2 separate regions of the Homo sapiens genome follow, and region 2 is linked to region 1. Evidence: chromatin contacts called from ENCODE Hi-C or POLR2A ChIA-PET data. All regions are on one chromosome and are shown on one strand. Each heading gives the region's core, a stretch centred on a gene start or an enhancer-like site at or near the end of the contact. The rest is flanking DNA. Distances are from core to core; before and after follow the strand shown.

What was found. Hi-C counts contacts between places; a loop is a spot of excess contacts on that map. ChIA-PET counts read pairs that join two places held with the same protein, here RNA polymerase II (POLR2A). Pooled maps may share reads with other maps.
Region 2: a map of PC-3 shows a loop between it and region 1 (3-fold over the local background). The contact joins two enhancer-like sites. A Hi-C loop is called at or near these places in 6 of 168 maps with a recorded cell type or tissue (CD4-positive, alpha-beta memory T cell, HepG2, PC-3 and 3 more), 1 of 37 single-sample maps with no recorded cell type and 9 of 50 pooled maps. POLR2A ChIA-PET finds 5 or more read pairs at or near these places in 19 of 52 experiments (A673, CD4-positive, alpha-beta T cell, CD4-positive, alpha-beta memory T cell and 14 more).

Annotation. Positions count from the first base shown.
Region 1 is chr2:230,736,572-230,741,899 of GRCh38, reverse strand. The region is part of intron 1 of CAB39 (calcium binding protein 39); the gene reads right to left. Among named protein-coding and RNA genes, the nearest start is that of CAB39, 26 kb to the right of the region's middle. Within about 2 kb of position 4,004, at least 6 of the 41 ENCODE cell types and tissues checked have a DNase peak (open chromatin) inside an H3K27ac peak, as active enhancers do; they include PC-3 and PC-9, where a contact is called at or near this core.
Region 2 is chr2:230,771,415-230,776,279 of GRCh38, reverse strand. All of the region lies in intron 2 of CAB39 (calcium binding protein 39), which reads right to left. Among named protein-coding and RNA genes, the nearest start is that of CAB39, 61 kb to the right of the region's middle. RefSeq lists an enhancer at 1,392-1,686. Within about 2 kb of position 1,584, at least 5 of the 41 ENCODE cell types and tissues checked have a DNase peak (open chromatin) inside an H3K27ac peak, as active enhancers do; they include PC-3 and PC-9, where a contact is called at or near this core.

The sequences.
Region 1 (5,328 bases), core at 2,755-5,254:
TCAACAAATCCACTGTAAGAATTTGTGACTTTTCTCCAGTTAGCCAGCAACTAAGTTATTTTGGGGGAAGCATAATATATTCTTTATATGGTAACTATATCTAAATACACGTTGAATAAGTATAACATTACATAAACTTATTTAAATTTGATATATTGTTCAAAATTATAGCTCTAAGATTTGAGGATATTTTAAAAACTGAATGTATACACGTGCCTTTAGAATTGGATTCCAACTTACGATGTGATCAAATTCCCATTCCTAGAGTTGGGCATGGGTGCCTGTAATCCCAGCTACTCAGGAGGCTGAGGCAGGAGGACTGCTTGAGGCTAGGAATTAGAGACCAGCCTAGGCAAAAAAAGTGAGACTCCATCTTTCAAGAAAAAGGAGAAAATAAATTCCCATTCCTAGACCTTATCCCAGTCCAAGCCAAGCCAGGGGCAAATACTAGAAGTAAACTGACGAAGTATCAAATCTGAGCAACCATTTCCATGGGTATCAGGTAGGAATATTCTGAAGTAGACCTGTATCCTTGTGTCTTAAGCATGGAGGCATCCAGGATTGGGATAAAATGAAAGAGATGTCATGAAGAAAGAGCTGAAAGCATTTTCAACAGTCTAATAAGACATGTTAATATGTAAATAACCATCTCCACACTAACCTGTGTGGTGTCTGGGAATGAGAACCATATATTCACATTGAATCTGCACCACAATTACCATAGTCAGCAACCAAATTCCTATAAAATTTATCCAGCTGTGGTTTTGTCAGAGGGAGATAAACCTTGGGGGAATTAATCAGGGGACCGCCTGAATTATTCTCCAGGCATTCCTATTTGTCACTGCTCCTCTCAGAGTGTGGTGCTCCAAACTGGATCCCATACTCCCCATGTGTCAGCTAACCAGGCAGACTACCTTTCCATATATTTCATAAATGTGATCTTAAATTATGTTAAGTTTTAATAGTCACACCACACAGCTAAAACACTTTCTACTGAGCAATTTAATTGACCCAAGTCTTTTGTACATGTTGCATAGGAAGCCCCATCTTCAACCATTGTATACTACTGCAGGGGTCCCCAGCCCCCGGGCTGTGGAGTGGTACGGGTCCAGTGACCTGCTAGTAACAGAGGAGGTGAGCAGTGGGTGAGAGAGCATTACTGCCTGAGCTCTGCCTACTGTCAGATCAGCAGCAGCACTGGATCTCACAGGAGCGTGAACCCTATTGCGAACTGTGCATTCGAGGGATCTAGGTTGTCCACTCCTTATGAGAACCTAATGCTTGATGGTCTGAGGTGGCACAGTTTCATCCTGAAACCATCCCCTGCCCTGCATGTCCCACCAGCCCTAGTCCGTGGAAAAACTGTCTTCCACGAAACTGGTCCCTCATGCCAAAAAGGTTGGGGTCTGCTGTATTACTGCATTTTGGGACGTGCCAGCAGGACTGAACAATTATTCCTATTCAATTCCTTCTGATTTAGACTCAGTATGTAGTATGGCATTTAAATTTTTTTACTTGGATCTTAATGCTGTTATCCAGTATACATCAGCTTCCCCTACCAGATTCCTGTCAACTACAAATCTGATTAGCAAGTCACACAGGTTTTCCTTTACTTCCTATTAAAAGTATGAATAGGTCAGGGAAGAGAGTACTGGAGCTTTCCAATAAAGCCTCTCTTCAATCTGTATTTTGTGTACAGTCATTAAATAACCACGAGGCCACCAGGCCACCTAACTGCATTATAGTATCACTGGTGGCGTACAGACTACTTTGACCTCATGACCCATGATGCACACATATTCATAAAAAGAAAACAAGAGTCACCAAATAGCACTTATACTTACTATGTAAAATTATACTGACATTCTTTATTCTATTTTGTTCTATCCTAGCCCTACTCCTTCCCTTCCTTGTAAATACTAGTCATAACCCACTAAGGGGATTTTATAAACCACTGATAAGATCGAACTTGCAGTTAGTAGAAGATTTAAAATCAATCTGAATAGCTCTTTTATACTAATGATAGCAACCATATTCACAATGCTGAACTTCTCCAATTACGGCAAAGCACAAAGACTTTATCATGATTTAAGACTTCAAATTAGAGGCTGGAGGTGGTGGCTCATACCTGTAATCCCAGCACTTTGGGAGGCCGAGGTGGGCGGATCACCCGAGGTCGGGAGTTCAAGACCAGCCTGACCAACATGCAGAAACCCCGTCTCTACTAAAAATACAAAATTAGCTGGGCGTGGTGGCGCATGCCTGTAATCCTAGCCACTTGGGAGGCTGAAGCAGGAGAATCGCTTGAACCCGGGAGGCGGAGGTTGTGGTGAGCAGAGATCGCGCCATTCCACTCCAGCCTGGGCAACAGGGCGAAACTCTGTCTCAAAAAAAAGACTTCAAATTATAGTTTCATATTACAAAGCATTATTTATTTAGAAACATCTGTAATACATGACTGATTTCTCTGAATATGTTAAAGGTCTTTTATCAATACAGATCTGCCATCTTTAGTTTTACCTACAATGATTTATTCACAGATACCCTAACAAATTAAGAGTTAAATTATCATATCTTTAGAACTAGTTTCAGAAAACGGGAACTTCAGCTATTTCTAGACAAATTAGCACTGTATTTTAAAATACAAAAGGTTAATCAATGTCCACATTTTAAAAATATCTATTTTCCTTCTGGTTAAATTTACTCTCACTTGCTACAAGGCTGTGTAAACATAGTCCATATGATCATGGGCAAACATCACAGCCTCACCCACATTTCGGTAAATAAGAAAAGCAAACAGTGAATCCTGCTCTTTTATAGAGATAATTCCTTTAAAAGAATACCTAAACAAATGAGAAAACTTGAAAGTTCAAGTATGGGGAAAAGGCCTTCCATAAAATTATTTTTGTGTCAAAGAATTAAGGTAGATTGGAAATGCTATGGTTCTAAAGTCATACCTGAGAGTGGTGAAATGATTTTTAGTTTTTCCTTTTAGTCATTCCAATGAATAACTATTCTGAAAAAAAGTTTTATTTGCAAAATTTATAACCTTAAACTTATTTCTACAGCATCAGATGTAAACCTGGAAAATCACTCTCCTTCAAGGTCTAAGCATTGCTATTTCTGTTCTGGCCAAATGCCCACAAAAGCACAAACATGCCACAAAACCAGCCTGAGCTAAACCACCATAGTAGGAGATTGGAAGGTTTCTTTTTAAACTGCTCAAAGGCTGTCGTATGGTGGTATTTAGTGTAAACAGACTTTTTCCAGCAGCAGTATTTAGAGTCACAGAATGCACAAGTACACAGCCCTGTAGATGATCACATAGAACATTCTACCCAAGGATAATTTCTGCTGAGAATTTTCCTAACCAATCAACATATTCTTTCCACTCCACTCCTCCACATCAACACACTAACTGGCATATGAAGCCTTGATCCTGATGAAATAATGAGGCTAAACAACACTGAACTTCAGAGGAAGTAACCAAACCTCATTTGCCAACTGACTGGTATGATCAAATATAAAAGCTCTTGCTTGTGTTTTTGGAGGAAAAAAGTTCCCAATCATACAGCCTAAACTCAGCTCATAAACCAAAAGATGAGAACTAAATGGCATGAATGATAAGTGGTACATATTCGCTAGGTGTTTCAGGACTTAGAATACAGCTGGGGAGAAAGGCACAAATACAGAAGACTTAAATCCATGGAAGACTAATAGGTACAGACAGGGCACTGTGTGCTGAAGGTCCCAGACTTCAGCGGAGACGTTTCTTGAACTGCGTTGTGTAGAATGAAAAATTTGGATAAGGGTCAGAAAATGTTTCACTGGAAGACTTTATGCAACAGTCTGAAGCATGATAAGGCGAGAAAAATGACTTTGTAATTTCGTCAAGCTCTGATGGGTAATAAAGTATCGGGTGAAAAAGCAGGCAGAAGGTGAAAAACCCAAGTGCTGTTTACAGAATAACCACATACCTTCTTTTATTGCTCAAAGAACATTCCACACTTTATGGAGTGGTGCTTTCCAGGTAAGTGTTGACATCATAATATAGTCAAACTGGAAAACTTGCTTTTTAATCTCAAAGCAGTATCTAAAATGCACAACAAAAGCATCTTATATCCAAGGGAACATAAAAATTTAAGTTTTAGTGAGAGGCCTAAAACCATTCAGGAAGAGGTACAATGGATACATTTACTTACATTAAAAACTTATTTTCCTCTACAAAAATTTTGAACATGGCATTTTATTTTTCCTTTACTATTTTGGCAGAAGAATATTACTAACACAAGTTAATGTGAGGACTAAACAAAATATTCGTGACAGCGCTCTGTAATCTCTAACAAACAGAGATGATCATTTTCGTGCAGGCCTCAAAAATCTATCCTTTGGATTTTTCTATCTCCCCAAATGCTGGGGTTATTGTTAACCATACGGCCAATCTCTCAGACTCATAGTGGCTTGAAAAGGAAGTTACATTGTTTAAAATTAGATTTTCTGCAGGTGTCCTGAGAGGGTAGCGGGGAGACAGGGTGAGCTTGTTCCATAACAGTGGGAGAACAGCAATCCAGGCACTGAAGTTTTGTCAAACTAAAATGACAGTAGCCATGATTCTGATAGTGGCTTTTAAGCCCATTCTAAGATCTGCAGCAGGTGAGGGTCTATCTTCTCTTCAGCCCAAACACCTCACTCTTATCAGTTTTACATATTGGGTTTCAGTGTCATCAATTTAAAAAATTTTTTCTAAAAATTACTTTAAAACTGTGTCTATTAAAAATGTCTGCATGTTGGGTGCAGAACTAGTTTCTGAGGAAAACACTAACCTGGACTCCAAGTCAACTTATGTAACTAGATTTGAAATCAAGTCCTGGTTAAGTTTTGAAAGGCAGATATTAGTGTTGGTTGCCATTCGAGCCAACTGTTAAAGCCAGAGCAGCTACCAGACACTCTAACCTTGGACCTCTCTGGTACTCAATTTTAATTAAAAGGTTGGCAGCATGAATCATTATAAAGGGCCACTTCCACAGCTCCAGAGCATCAGAAAAATGATTTAATTAAACTGCACTCTGGCCTAATACTATGTCTTTTACGTCTTGTACTAAGATACCTTAAACTTGAACTCAGGTACTTCATTTTTACAGACACTGTTGAGATCAGAGAAGGGTCAAGTTTTTGAGATTTTTTGACTCCCCTCCTTCCCCTCCTCCTGACCACGATTTGAGAAGTATATTAAGGACCCAGAGCTCGCATTAATAAAGGATCCACAGGGTCTCGATTACAGAAAATTATGCTTCTCCTAAGTGGTTGGCTTTCTTTTTATCTCATAAA
Region 2 (4,865 bases), core at 335-2,834, 37 kb before region 1:
TAATTTCAAAATAAACAAAACAAAGTAAGGCAACATAAGACTTCTATAGCGTAAGACCTCTTGCACTCCCCCTCAGTATACCCTTAGGTTGTCTATAAGGCCCTTTTCATTCTACCAAAGCTTGTTTCTCTAGTCTTACTTCCTACCATTCCTCTTTATCTCCACCTCTTAAAGTCACACTGAACTTGTCACTGTTTTCTGAACATGCCATAGGTTGTTTCAAATTCTGTTCCCTTTCACACTTTGCCTGCCAAAAACCTTAAAAATCAGCTTAAACGTCACTTCAAACCTGTCATCTCTGTATCTGTCTCTGACAGACGTAGGAACTGCTTTATCCTCTTGGTTCCCACAGAATTTTATCTGCGCCCCCAAGTCCCTCTATATTATATTATTTACATGTGTATCTCCTCTACTGGATTATATACTTTTTTAAGAACGGGGACAAGGTTTGACTCCTATGCCTATCTGCCCACACAGAGAGGCACTAAAATGTCTGTGGATTCAATCAAACTGGGGATCTCTTGCAAGAGATAATGATGCAAGTAAAGACAGTAGACAACAACAAAGGCAACCATGCATGAGGAAAACGTTAACTCCAATGCGCACCACTGTTAAGTCATCTTTTTAGAAATAATTTTGAAGGGATCTATTTAGCAAAATTTTCCATACCTGTGTTCATTAGTTTACATAACTGAATTGATTCTAACTTACATATAACTAGTTATTGTTAAGAAATGCCTCAAAGAGGCCAGGTGTGGTGGTTCATGCCTGTAATCCCAGCACTTTGGGAGGCCACAGTGGGAGGATCACCAGGTCAGGAGATCAAGACCATCCTGGTCAACATGGGGAAACCATGTCTCTACTAAAAACACAAAAATTAGCTGGGCATGGCAACGCATGCCTGTAATCCCAGCAACTCAGGAGGCTGAGGCAGGAGAACCAGTTGAACCCGGGAGGCGGAGGTTGCGGTGAGCCGAGATCACACCACTACACTCCAGCCTCGCAACAGAGCTAGAGTCTGTTTCAAAAAAAAAAAAAGAAAAAAGAAAAAAAGAAATGCCTTAAAGAGCTCAGATTTGGGGGGAATGATGAGGCTTAAATTATTATTTTTTGTTTTTTTTGAGTTTCTTTAAACCCAATCTTTAACAAAAGAATCATTTTAAACAAGAGTCCTCTAAATATTTACCCATTTATATTTACTGCCTGAAATATCAATTCATTCTACAAGAAGAGATTAAATGACCTTGTTGAAAAAAGAAAGTTCTATATCAAAGTAAATGAAGACCAAGATGTGAAATGGAATCTAAAAGTGAACTGACAGATACTGTTGGTGCCAAGTATTTGATAATAAGAACAATTCTATTATCACATTAATTCCAGTGATAAATGCTTTCTACCTCCCCCAACCCCCACCTCTTTACTAAAGAAAATGTCTGCATAGTCTAAGCTGAATGATCATGGACTAAGGAAAGTCTATTAATAACCTTCTGGTGTCCAAGATTACTGTAAACAAGTTTAGTAACCATGAGTCACTGTTAAATGGCCATGCTATGAAGAGGCTACTCCCTTTCCCCCCTCTTAAAATATGTCAGCAAACTTACTCCTCTCATGAAATGAGTGAATATAGCTATTCAACCCTGTGAACACAAGCATTCATCGTAAGGAAGGGAACCACCTATAAGCTGAGCAAGGCAGCCATACCTCCTTTATACAGCATGTGGTGGGCGAAGAGTGCGTAAATAGTCCCCACATACACCACATCTGTTTGGTTGTTGGCAGTGAAAGACTAAGTCCCACCCCACCCCTGCCCCTAGTTACCTAAAAATAAGGATGGTAACATTAACCGCTTTTTTAAAATGTAAGAAAATTAGTTTTGTATGAATTCTTTTAAAAGAATTAGTCTCCTAAGAGACTAATCTATTTGTATCATACACAATTCTTAATGTGGTAACTATGTACCATATAAAACAAATACAAATACCAACATATAACAAATAAAGGAATAAACACTCAAATGTTATATTTATCATTTTGTCTGTGAGATCACAAGAAATGGATGGAAAAAGCCCAGGGACATAATGAATAAAGTGGAAAAAGGCATAATTTTACCATGGATTTGGCAGAGCTAGGTGTGAATTCCGTCTTTGACTCTAATATAATGAGTCAAAGTAATAAGCCTAGTAAATAACAGCTTTCTTCATCTGGATCACGGGAAACCAGAATCAATTCTATCTCAAAATAAGATGGGGGACTCTATACAAAGGCACCTTGCAAAGTATGGTGGTATATCGATGTAAGGATATGTCAACAGTGCAAAGCTTGAATTCCTTCTAGAATACTTAACTAAGTGGTCACCTAGTCCATGTCAATACCTCTTCAGAAACAGAAAACTTGCTGTCTTCTGAAAAAGTCAGCTTCCACTTACTGTTTTTCCTAATATCAAGACAAAATTGGACTTCTTGTTTTATTTCCACTCATGGGTCTGAATTCTACCTCCTGCCACGATCAGTTCGAATCCTTTTGTTACATTATATGGTCTCCCAAATACATTTTACTAAGAGCAAATCCGCCCTACAACATTACTCTGCTCAAATCTTCTCCCTAGGCTGTACCTCACATCTTGAGGTCATTCAACTGTTCCTCACAGTAGAGTTTTGAATTTCTATGTCAGCCTGGTCACTCCTCTCTTGGCACACTGCAGTTTCTCTACATCCTCAAGTGTGGACTTGCCTATACAGAGTAGAAGATAATCGCTGAATTTCAATAGTGTATTTCAAGTATTGCAATCTAGCCTTCCAATGGCCTTTCTGGGTGCTTTATGGTTTCTAAGCCACATCTGCCCCAGTTGGTACATAAACAGTCTTTTTTTATTCACTACTGAGTTATAAATGACATACAATGAACTCCACATATTTAAAGTACCTAATGTAACACACACACACACACACACACACACACACACACATATATATATATATATACACATACACCCATGAAACCATCAAGATAGTGAACACCTCTGTAACCACCAAAACCGTAACCACCAAAAGCTTTATGCTCCTTTGTGGTTCCCTCCCTCTACCATGCAACCCTTCCCCTAAACATCTTTATCAAAGCTAAAGCAACCACTGATCTGCTTTCTGTAATTATGGATTAGCTTTGTTTTCTAGAGTTTTGTGCAAATAGAATCATATACTATGTGCTCTTTATAGTCTGGCTTCTTTTGTTCAACATAATCACTTTGAGATTCATCCATGCTGTTGTATACAGCAATAGTTTTTTTTTTTTTTTTTTTTTATTGCTGAGTAGTACTCTGTTACATGGATGTACTACAGTTGGTTTATCCACACGTCTGGGCCATTTACAAATAAGGCCGCTATGAACATTTAAGCAAAAGTCTTTTCATGAACATATATTTCTTGTTCTCTTGGGTAAATACTTAAATGGCTAGATCATATGGTTGGTTCGAGTTTGGTTTAAAAAGCTGCCAAACTAGGCCAGGCGTGGTGTCTCACGCCTGTAATCCCAGCACTTTGGGAGGCCGAAGCAGGCAGATCACGAGGTCAGGAGATCGACACCATCCTGGCTAACACGGTGAAACCCCGTCTCTACTAAAAAATACAAAAAATTAGCCAGGCGTCTTGGTGGGCACCTGTAGTCCCAGCTACTTGGGAGGCTGAGGCAGGAGAATGGTGTGAACCAGGGAGGTGGAGCTTGCAGTGAGCCGAGACTGTGCCACTGCACTCCAGCCTGGGCAACAGAGTGAGACTTCGTCTCAAAAAAAAAAAAAAACCTGCCAAACTATTTTCCAAAGTAGTCATACCATCTTATATTCCCACAAGCAGTTCCAGCTGCTCTGTATCCTTGCCAACATTTGGTATAGTCAATATTTTCCATTTTAGCCACTCTAATAGCTGTGTAGTGGAATCTCCTTATGGTTTTACTACACAATTTCCTAATGATTAACATCTTTTCAAGGGCTTATTTGACATCTGCCTATCTCCTTTGGTGAAATGCATATATGAGTATCTTGCCCACTCTTAACTGGATTGTTTCTAACTGTTAAATTCTGAGAATTCTTTATATATTCTAGATGCAGTCTTTTATCAGATATATGCTTTGCAGACTTTCTTCCAGTTTGTGGTTTGTCTTTTTCATTCTTCTAACAGTGTCTTCTGAAGAGCAGGTTTTAATTTTTATGAATTCCATTTATCATTTTTTTTAAAATGAATTGTGCTTTTTGCATAACATCCAAAAATTATTTGCCTAACCCAAGGTCACAAAGATTTTCTTCTGGCAACTTTATAATTTTAGGTCTTACATTTGGCTATGTGATCCATTTTGAGTTAATTTTTAAATATGGTATGAGGTCTGAGTCCTATCTTTCTGCCTACTAAATAGTTTCAGCACCAATTGTTGAAACAACTACCTTCTTTCTGCACAACTGCATTTATGCCTTTGTCAAAAATCAATGTTCCATACATGTGTAGGTCTATTTCTGCACCCCAATCTGTTCCATTAATATATCTATCTTTGCACTGACACCACACTGTTTTAACAACCGTAGCTTTTTAAGTCTAGAAATCAGACAGTGTGAGCCCTCCAACTTTGTTTTAATTAGTTATTTTGATTACTCCAGGTCTTTTGCACTTCCATTCAAATTTTAGAACAAACTCTTTGATTTAAAAATCCTGCTGGAATTGCACAGAATCTCTAGATACATCTGGAGAGAAGTGACATTTTAACAATATTGAGTTTCCCAACCCATGAACAACATGTATCTCCTGCTTATTTGGGCTAATTTCTCTTAGCAGTATCTTGCAGGTTTCAGTGTACAACTCTTTCACTTCCTTTGTCAGATTTAT